Linked DNA regions of Mus musculus: region 2 is linked to region 1. A link is a loop called in an ENCODE intact Hi-C map of the cell type or tissue named here. Cell type or tissue: gastrocnemius. All regions are shown on one strand.

Region 1 (5,000 bases):
ATGGAGGGCTGACAGGAAGGCCACCATGTAATGCTAGCCCATAATGTATCTTACATCAAGCGTTCGGCCCGTCAGCCTGACCTTCGCTGGCCCCTGTATGGGTTTATTCATGGAGAAGTAGTGCGGAGGGTTCTGGGTCACCCCAGCAGGAACAGGGCTCCAGTCGTGACTAGTCCAGCAACGCCTTCTGCTCACACGGGTGAGCACCAGTGAGGCACCCACACACCAACCCTGGAGCTCACTAGTAAGCCGGGCAGCCATGACTGTGACATGCCACTCACAGGAGTCAAACAGCCCACTGGCAACGCTACACCCCCTAAACCAGCGGTTCCCAACCCTCCCAATGCTGCGACCCTTTAGTATAGTTCCTCATGCTCTGGTGACCCCCAACCATAAAATTATCTCAATGCCGCTTTATAACTGAAGTTTTGCTACTGTCATGAATCAAAATATAAATATCTGATATGGAGGATATTTGCTACCCAGATTGAGGATGACTGCTCCCAATAATTAAGTCAGATGTCAAATTTCAACCAAGTGTCAGAGTCCAAACAATCAGGTTTTAAGTACATGTGAGAGGCTTCCAAAGTTGATGACACACTAGCTTGTTTTTTTACTTATTAATAACTAGCTTGGCTCAATATGAAAGTAACATACATCTATCATAGACAATTTTGAAAAATATAAAGAAAACTTTGAAGTGTTATTAAATTACATTAAGCTTACCACCAGAATGTGTATGTATGTATGTATGTATATATATATATATATATGTATATGTATATGTATATGTATATGTATATATATATACACACACACATATATATGCATTTGTACATGTGTGTATGTTTGTATATAAGTGTGTTTGTGTGTGTATATGTGTTTGTGTATGTATATGTTTGTTTGTGCATGTATGTATATGTATATGTATGTGTATGTGTATACATGTACACGTGCATATGTGTATGTGTATACACGTGTATGTTTTTGTGTGTACATGTGTGTGCATGTGCTTGTGTGTGCATGTGTGTATACGTATGTGTATACACGTGTATATGTTTTTGTGTGTACATGTGTGTGCATGTGCTTGTGTGTGCATGTGTGTATACGTATGTGTATTGTGTGTGCGTATACATGTGCATATGTCTACACACCGTGGCTCTTCCAGTCTTCTTTTAGTGGACCCAGGTACACAGCATGCGGTGTTGTTGGTTTTCAATATACTGGCCTCAGCTGCAGGCCTGACCTTCCACCTGTCCCTGGGAGGATGGATCAGATGTAAAGACCCATGTCGGAAGGAAGGCAGCGTGGCAAGGGAGCCGCCCCTCAGCAGAGCCCTGCTTTGCCCTGCCTTCCCAGTGGTCTCACCAGTCACCATGGTGGGGCTTTACTAAGGTGGTCCAATGCAGGTCTTGGTGTTCAGGTAGGAAGGGAATTCTCAGCAAATAGCGGACACCAAGGGTCCCCAGTTTCTCTTTGTATCACGGTGGGTGACACAGAAACATGGGGTGGAGGGGATGTCATAAATCTTGCGAGCTTCTTGCCGTCAAGAGCAGCGTCAGGGCTCAACGCTGAGTAAACACAGCTGCTCCTCAGTGGAGGTATTTAGATAATTTCTCTATTTATTTTGTTCTTTCACGTCTTGTACTAGAACGGGACTTAATATTGAATAAATGTTGAATGAATGGATGGATTTTATGAACTGTGGCATTGAAATGACTTCTACAGACCCAAAAGAAAGTGCCACCAATATAGTAGAAAATGTCCAAATTACACTATGTGACACTGATATATGGAGAATAAATTAAATTTCTGAACAGTTACAGTTAGAGGGGGTTTGTAACTCAAGTTGCCTAGCTCAGCAGCGACATCATGTGGTGAGAGCGTGGGTTTCCATGAGCAGAGAGCTTTACAGGAAGCAGGAAGTCTGCACAAACTCCTAAGGCATGCGGCAGGTCCAATGGATGGGAAAGGCCAGGATCCTCCTCCTGTACCTTTCATCCAAGAGAGGTCAATGAGACCTACTGTGCACAGATGCAGGAAGAGAGGTCAGTGAGACCTACTGTGCACAGATGTATGAAGAGAGGTCAGTGAGACCTACTGTGCACAGATGCAGGAAGAGAGGTCAGTGAGACCTACTGTGCACAGATGCAGGAAGGAAAATCAAATTGCCTCTTGGGTTTATAAACTGAGCTGCACAGGAACTTGAAGTGGCAGCCTCAGCATCGGGACAAGGGCAGGGCGAATCTTCTGTCTGCCCCCCGCCCTCCGCCCAAAAAAACCCACCTCTTACTGTTTCTATTTTCAAATAGTTTGGAGAACTTTTGCTCCAAGAAAACACAACACTTGATCAGTACTAGAAAAGGAAAAAACCCTGACCTCTGATCAGAGCGTTGAGAAATAACATCAACAAAGACACACCACGGTCACATGTGTGCTCAGTGCCCTGAATTCTCAACGTGAAACAGAAGTCAGTAAGAATGAAGCAGCCAGGAGGAATGACCATCCTCAGAGCTGACCTCAAGTCCATGAGGGAGACCGGGACCCGGAAAGAATCTCAAAACTATTCTTGCCAAGACTACATGTGTATGCTAGACAGAGCAAACATTGGCTTTCCCCTTTGACAAGAACTTCATCCCGTGGATCGTAAGTGGGTAAGCTAGCATTCCTCCAGCCAGCAAATGCCACCCCCACTGCCACTGGCTGCCACTGGACATTTTAAAGAGTCGAATTCACTCTATCTGCGTGTCTGCACACACATGTGTGCAAGTGAGTGTACATGTGTGTGGACACGTGTAGAACATGTGTGTGGTCACGTGTAGAAGCCACACGTCCTCTCATTTGTTCACCGCTGTATGTACCGAGGCGGGGTCTCTTGCTGAGCCCAGAGCTAGACAATCTGGCTCGTCAGCTTGCAGAGAGGCCCACCTCCACTCCCCACAGGCTGCAACTGCAGGCAGGCTGCTGTACCTATCCAGCTTTTTATGCAGATGTTGAGGGCACCAAGTAAGGCCCCATTGCGAAGACATCCAGAGCTTGTCCACAGTGTGTCCTCCTCAGTGCAAGAGCTGAGAGACTAAATACCCATTGCTCTTCAGGCAAAAAACTGCAGCTTAGGTATTTTAGCTGTACATGTTCTACCTAAAGAGTAGAACCTTCCCAGGAAAAGAAAACCCAAGGCTATCTTTCCTCTTCATTTCTCTGCTGTGGTCAAAAGGCCTACAGTCAGGCCTGGGAAAAGGGCAAGCAGACCAGGGGCAAGCCAGCCAGCGTTGCCCTCTGACCACTCAGGCTGCAAGCTTGCAGGGATCACACACTTAACCCCATCTCCAGTTCAATCCTCAATGCTCAGGAGAGGAAGGAAGGAGAGGGCCTAGGAGGCTGACGGTCATATTCCACTGAAGACAGGTGGCCTTGGCCCACACGGACAAGAACCTAAAGCTCTGAGGACTGCTGGCTCTACTTGGTAATTTTATGCCATAAATCACAGTCATAAGTTTTGCCATATGAACTGAACATGAAACAGCAATGAGTAACTTGGAGTTGGAATTCCTATGATGAAGACACAAACAAAAGCCATATGATTAATGCATTAGAAATGGTGCGAACTGCGGAGCCGGGCTTGGTGGCTCACATCTGCTGAGGCAGGAAGATCCCTGCAGGCTTAAAGGTGGCCCCTGCTACAGAGTGTGTTCCAGGCCGGTGTGGGCCAGTGAAAACTTGCCTCAAAAAAAAAAAAATGTTTAGAAATTAGATAATGAAATGTAATAAAAGAATGGTTTTTAAAGGACAAAAGAGCATCCTGTGTTGATATTAATTTTTCAATTGGAAGCATTTCCTTCCATTTCTTAGCCTAGATTCCGGGAACTTATTAAGCACATCATGTTTTCTTAACCCAATACACCTCTTAACAATCCAACCATCGCTGCATTAACTCGCTGCATTATCGTTTAAACTGCAGTGCTTACACAAGTCTCCCATGCTGCCTCCTTTGGTCCTCACACAATCCTCTCGGATCGTCATCTGTCTCTCTCTCCGTCAGTACGGTGCACCCACACAATGCCAAGCTCTGATCCACACAAACCAAGCTCGCCCAGGGGCAGCAACCAACCCAGAAGGCAGCGTCTCCCCTTTCCACAGTGCAGGCATGAAGGGTGGATTTTGCTCTTTTCAAGCGAAGCAGGTGGGTTCGGTGTGTGGCATCCCCTGGCCACCGAGCTTTTGCTGTATGTTAACATCACTAACCCCACAGACTGGCCTGCTGCTGGCTGAGAACTGAAAGAGCTCTGCAAAATCATTTGTCACTATGAATAAGAAATTGACAGCATGTCACCACGACGGGATTAGTAGGAACACACACCTGGAGAATCTGGCAGGCTGCCCAAAACCAGGTATCCCTCACAGACCAGCGATGAATACAGGTGGGAGGTGGACTCCGGAAACACTGCCAACACTTCCGTTTTCCTTTTAGACACGAGTGGCAAACATAACACCTAAAGCCTTCTAGACATCAGCACACAGAAGTAGTGATTTCCCGCCTACTGAGGAAAACCCAGATCAAAACAACTGGTTTCGATCCCAACTGATGGCAGAATCCACATCAGTCATGCTCAGGGAACTGGTTCCTGCGCCCCTTCCCACCGACGCCAAAAGCCAGAATCTCAAGTCTTATACAGAACAGCGCAGCATTGGCACATGGTCTCTGCATGTCCTCCTATAGACTTTAAGCAATCTCTAGGAGGCTAGAAACACGTCCTATGTTGCAAACGCTGTGTGAATACTTGCTACGCTGTACTGGGTATTGCTCAGGTAACGACAAGAAAAATAGTCCGTGCATGTTCAGGAGAGGCAGGATTTTTTTTTTTTTAGCATGTGTGTGATGTGTGTGTGTGTGTGTGTGTGTGCTGTGTTGTATGTGTGTGATGTGTTATGTACATATACACGTCTGTGTGTGTTCATAAAAGTCAGGGTAAGCATGCACCAAGGCACACACATGTCAG
Region 2 (5,000 bases), 320 kb before region 1:
GGAGTAAATACGTATTTTGTTCAGCTCTTCAAAGAAAAATAACTTCCAACATGCTAAGTTATAATCACTGATACCGATAACAATATCACAACAAAATATTTCCCTTCTTTGTGTGTGTGTGGCATAGATATGTGTGTGTACATACGGATGTTGGTGTATGTATGTGTTCATATGGGTGTGTTCATATGGGTGTCTCCACCAGAGGTCGATGTCAGGAGTCTTTCTTAGTTTCTGAGGCAGGGTCTCTCACTGAACTGGAAGCCCATCTATTCTGCTAAGCTAGCTGGTCAGTGGGCTTCATGGGTCTATTGGTCTCTGCCTTCCAACGTTAGGGAAATAGGTGTGTGTTAGGGGCCCAAAACTTCCATGGAGAAAGCCCAGGGCAACTGCCTGAGTGTTTAATTTCAACATAGAAACAAAACAGGAGGAAAAGAGTCTGTTGTTGACCTGGCCCTGTGTCATGAGAGGGAGCGTGTTAGCAGCCACAGGACTCCTAACTGTAAACAGATGTACCTGGCTCCTAATGAACTCCAGCCTGCGCAGTGGTGGCTCATTATGATGCCACTGGTTTCAGGAATGGTTTTCTTAAACGTTATATATAATTTATACATACACATATGAATAAACACATACACACACATAGACACACACACACATATACATACATACACACCTCACACTAAGTGTTCTCAGGCAGTGAGAGCTGGAAGCAGCTTTTCTTGCCCACTTTGGAACTCTCAGCCCGGATCCTCCAAGAGTCCAAAAGTTTCTGTGAATACATTTCCATACTCCACTCTAAACTTTCTTTCTGATTCTAAGGGTCAGCTTTGAGTTACAGCTGTGAGTTAAAGGTGGTCCAGTGCTAGTTCTTGCCCAAAGAGGCAGAGTATATTACTACATGTCAAAAGCCAGCGTCTATGACGTTCAAATTTCCTTTGTGGAAATGATAGAAGAAGCCAAAGGCAAGGTTCAGCAAGCTACGGGGTGGCTAAGGAAGGGGGTGGTTTTCATATCAAGAGTAGCGTTGTGAAGGCTGGAGGGGTGACTGGGAAGCTCTAAGGCAGTGTCAAGGGAGGAAGACAGGATGGAGCCACTGATCCCTCCTAACGTTCATGCACTTTCTAGGTCATGTCCTGTCAAATGTGTTGTGGGGCTCCCGAGAGATCTGGTGGGAGCAGAGCAGCCACACCGCCTTCCCCTACAAGAACAGCCGGGCATACGGGCCTCCCAGTACACTCCCAGCCACATCTTTTAGGCAGACTGGGCCAGCTGAGGGGTCTAAACCAGCTGCAAGAGGCGATGGGATAGTCTAGTCCTGTAGTGACCTCTTTGGGATGGGGAGGGGCCAGGAAGGAGTGTGGCATTCGAAAGCACCTGGAGTCAGGGTTAGACCTCTGTTGGGTCTGCTGCAGAGCAAGCCTTGTCTGCAGGTGGGCGACATTAGTTGTGCAGGTTTTTGTTTGGCTGAGAGGTGGGACAGATTCTTGCCAGAGAAGTGTTCTCTGGAGACCAGGGGGAGGGCGAAGCTACCTGCCCTGGGGCCTTTCCTCCTGCTAAGCCCTCCATTTGTTTATTTAGAGAACAGGGCCTTTCATCTAAGTAAATATTGAACAAATATTTAAAAACCTCGGGCTTATACAATGTCACAGTAGTGTCCTGCCTCAACCTGGCCCTAGGCACGGCTGCTGTGTTCACTGTTTGTGTCCTGACTCTCAGTGACTAAATAGGAGGGGTTCCTACTGTTCCCACCTGTACAGGTTGGGCACTTCTGGATGTCAGCCACCTTGGGAGGGCCCCCCCCCCCCAGAGAAAGCCTTGCTGATGGAATGTACCTTGGGACTTTAAAGTGAAGGAGATCGTTTGTCTATTTTGTGTAGAATTGGGTGAAGGATAGGATAGACATATGGATCATGCTGACCACAGGGATGCTGGAGTGAGCCTCAGGGGTGGGGGAGGGGAGTAGTTTTTGGCCTCAGAGTAGAGAGGAGTCAAAGATAAGCATCTGCTGAGGGCCCTCATGAGGGGCCCTCATGAGGGAGTGGAGGGAAGGAAGGTCTCTGTTTAATTTGTCCTCACACAGAAAATTGTTGCTCTCTGAAAATGTCCACAGGGGAATGAATGCCTTTAGATGGACACCTTACAAATCCTAACTCAGCTTCCCGGTCCCCTAAAACACCTGTCCCCCCCCCCAAAGTACATGTGTCACCCCTGCTGCCTGAACACATCCCCTGGGCCTCACTGGAGATGTCCATGCCTGCTGGGGCAAGGCATGGAAACACCTAGAATCTAATTTCATCCGGGGTTCAGCTGGGCTCTCTGCTTCCTCATCCTCAAATGTGCCCTTTGTCAAACAAACACAGGACTCTGGGGAGAGTCCCCCACCAGACTGGAAATACCAGAGAGGCAGAGGCCTTCAGAGGCCTTCAGAGGCCTTCAGAGGGAGCTTGGCTCTCCATTTTCTTTCCTTTTGGCCACTTTAGCTTTGAGTAGAAACTGAAATAAGAATTATAATGATACATGTTTATGGATTTTAAGTAATTAATCCCTCGGAGTCCTCTTCTGGGTGAAAAGCTTGCTACCCACCTCATACATCAGGCAAGCAGGAGGCCATATGGCCTGGCTGGGCTGGGTGGTCGCTGGCGTCAGTAGAAGAGTGGAGACTGCGGCTTCAACAGTCTTTGGCTTCTTGGCCTTTGTCCAGATCGCTGGGCCATGCAGCCCCTAGAGAGGTGAGACATGAGAAACTGAAACGGACCAGACCTTAAGCTCTCAGGAACAGTTGCCTCCAGTTAGGAGGGCAGGGCTTAAGGCCCCCACCTGGGTTGCTTCTCTTTGACAGACAGGCTTGGAGAGGACAGAAGCCATTGCGCCCGGAGTTCACCCATCACCCAGTGTCAGTTGCTGCATTCTGTGAAGAAACTCTCCCCGGAACAAAACTCCAAGCAGCTGAATCCCAAGGCACACGGCCTCGTGATCCAACATGGGGGAAGTACTTGCTGAAACACCCACCAAAGGTCCCGGGGCCACTAGTTACAAGGCAGGGTAGGGACATGGCTTTCTTGGTAACGCTGAGCAGGTTGGCCCTACCTGCTTAAGAGCATTCCTTTTATTTTTAAAATTTCCAGTTTATTTGTGAGAGGTTGGTGCACATGTGTATTTTAGCCTTTATGACACTTAACACCTTTAACTCTGTGTTCAATCTTCCTCGGAGGTTGTGTTGCCAGACCAGTCCTTGAACTGGTCCGAAGAGCCAGGTGTAAAACGTGTGCTAGCTCTTTAGGAAGTGTTCACAACCTGGTCCTTAGCAGGCCATCCTGATACACACGTGCAAACAGTAGCAAAACAAACTCAGCTCATAAACTGGGCGTGGTGGCGCACGCCTTTAATCCCAGGACTCGGGAGGCAGAGGCAGGCAGATCTCTGAGTTCGAGGCTAGCCTGGTCTACAAAATGAGTTCCAGGACAGCCAGGGCTACACAGAGAAACCCTGTCAAACAAAACAAAACAAAAACAAAAACAAAAAACCCACCAAAAAACCCTCAAAAACAAAAAACAAAAAACCCCCACAAACTCAGGTCATATACTTCAGACTCCACCATTTGTACCTCTGGCTCCCTCTTCTGGCCCCACAAGTTCTGGAAGACAGCATATTCTCTCTCATTCTCTCTCTCTCTCTCTCTCTCTCTCTCTCTCTCTCTCTTTCTTTTAAAGGTTTAATGTATGTGAGTACACTGCCGCTGTAGCTGTCTTCAGACACACCATAAGAGGGCATCAATCCTATTACAGATGGTTGTAAGTCACCATGTGGTTGCTGGGAATTGAACTCAGGACCGCTGGAAGAAAATGATAGCATTTTCTAAAGACTCATATATAGTCTCCATCACCCAGGCGACTCACAGTGCCCTCAGATGGGAAATAACCAGGTTTTCATGGGATTCTTTCTTATCTGTTTGCAGCAGTATTTTCTGGATACATTAGACTGGGGTGATGGGGTACAGATGAGAAGAGAAAAGAGATCAAACTTGTGCAGAGGTAGGGAAGATGGTAGAGACACAGGGAGACACTTGGAGAGGACCCTCCAAGCCCAGTGGGTGGAGACACCAAGGCTTGGTAAAGGCATCCAGGCTGGACCTCCAACATCAATTGTTTATGGTTTTGCTTTTGTATGTGAGCAGGCGTGGCCAGGGCACCCCGTCAGTGTGTGATACCCAGTTCTATTTGGAAGCTCTACATTTGCCATCTTGCAGAGGGCTCCACCCAAGTCCCTACTAAACATTCACCAAATCTCAATCCCTTACTGCCATGTGTCACCAAATCTCAGTCCCTTACTGCCATGTGTCACCAAATCTCAGTTCCTTACTGCCATGTATTATTGTGCAGATTGCATATGTGGGTGCCCTGGTCCCCCCCATTCAGTTCTAGATCTCTTAGTAGTCCAGAACATTATTTCCATAATCAATATTAATTAGAATGATTGATTTAAAACTCCCCCGTGCAGGCTACTAACTAATTTTAGCTTCTTTTCCATATCTTGGTCTCCTCTCCTTGTGCCTGTTTCCTCTCATCTGGGAGCATCCGCCCTGACTTGCTGGGTGCATCTGGAACCCATGTGTCTCTCTCCTTTGCTCTTACATATGGTAATTTATTATTATTATCATTACTTCAGGAAGCTGGGTAGATTCAGAAGTAGGAGCCACACGGAGACCTGAGGTGACCATCCTCGGTGTTATCAGCAGGATGGAATGGCAACATATGTGTGGAAAGAGATTGCCCTCAAAGCTCGCCCTCATCTTAAAATGGGATGGTGTGTCTGGGCTGATAGCCTCATATTGAAGTAATCTCTCCCAACCCAAAGGTCTAGGATAGGTTCAGTTGTAATCTACTTGACATCTACTTGACATCTACTTGCTATAGTTTGACTGCTCAGAGAAACCTGGCAAGGATTACGAAGAGTGTGCCTGGCATATGGCTGTGTCCCAACGCAACAGTCTGTGAACACCA

The links. A loop is a pair of places that touch in the nucleus more often than their neighbours do. Peaks named below come from ENCODE experiments on the same cell type or tissue, not always from the same donor. Only the 100,000 strongest peaks of a DNase experiment are listed, where the experiment ranks them.
Region 2: a loop joins it to region 1, with 2.3 times the contacts of the local background. A loop is called at or near these places in 26 of 42 quality-filtered maps.

The regions. Positions count from the first base shown.
Region 1 is chr16:94,257,059-94,262,058 of GRCm38, forward strand. The region is part of intron 5 of Hlcs (holocarboxylase synthetase (biotin- [propriony-Coenzyme A-carboxylase (ATP-hydrolysing)] ligase)); the gene reads right to left. Among named protein-coding and RNA genes, the nearest start is that of Hlcs, 31 kb to the right of the region's middle. In gastrocnemius, a CTCF peak has its summit at 1,877; DNase peaks (open chromatin) are centred at 1,881 and 4,390.
Region 2 is chr16:93,939,685-93,944,684 of GRCm38, forward strand. All of the region lies in intron 1 of Gm31012 (a long non-coding RNA gene), which reads left to right. It also overlaps a transcript of Cldn14 not described here. Among named protein-coding and RNA genes, the nearest start is that of Cldn14, 13 kb to the left of the region's middle. In gastrocnemius, no CTCF peak of the experiment used is centred here; a DNase peak (open chromatin) is centred at 2,698.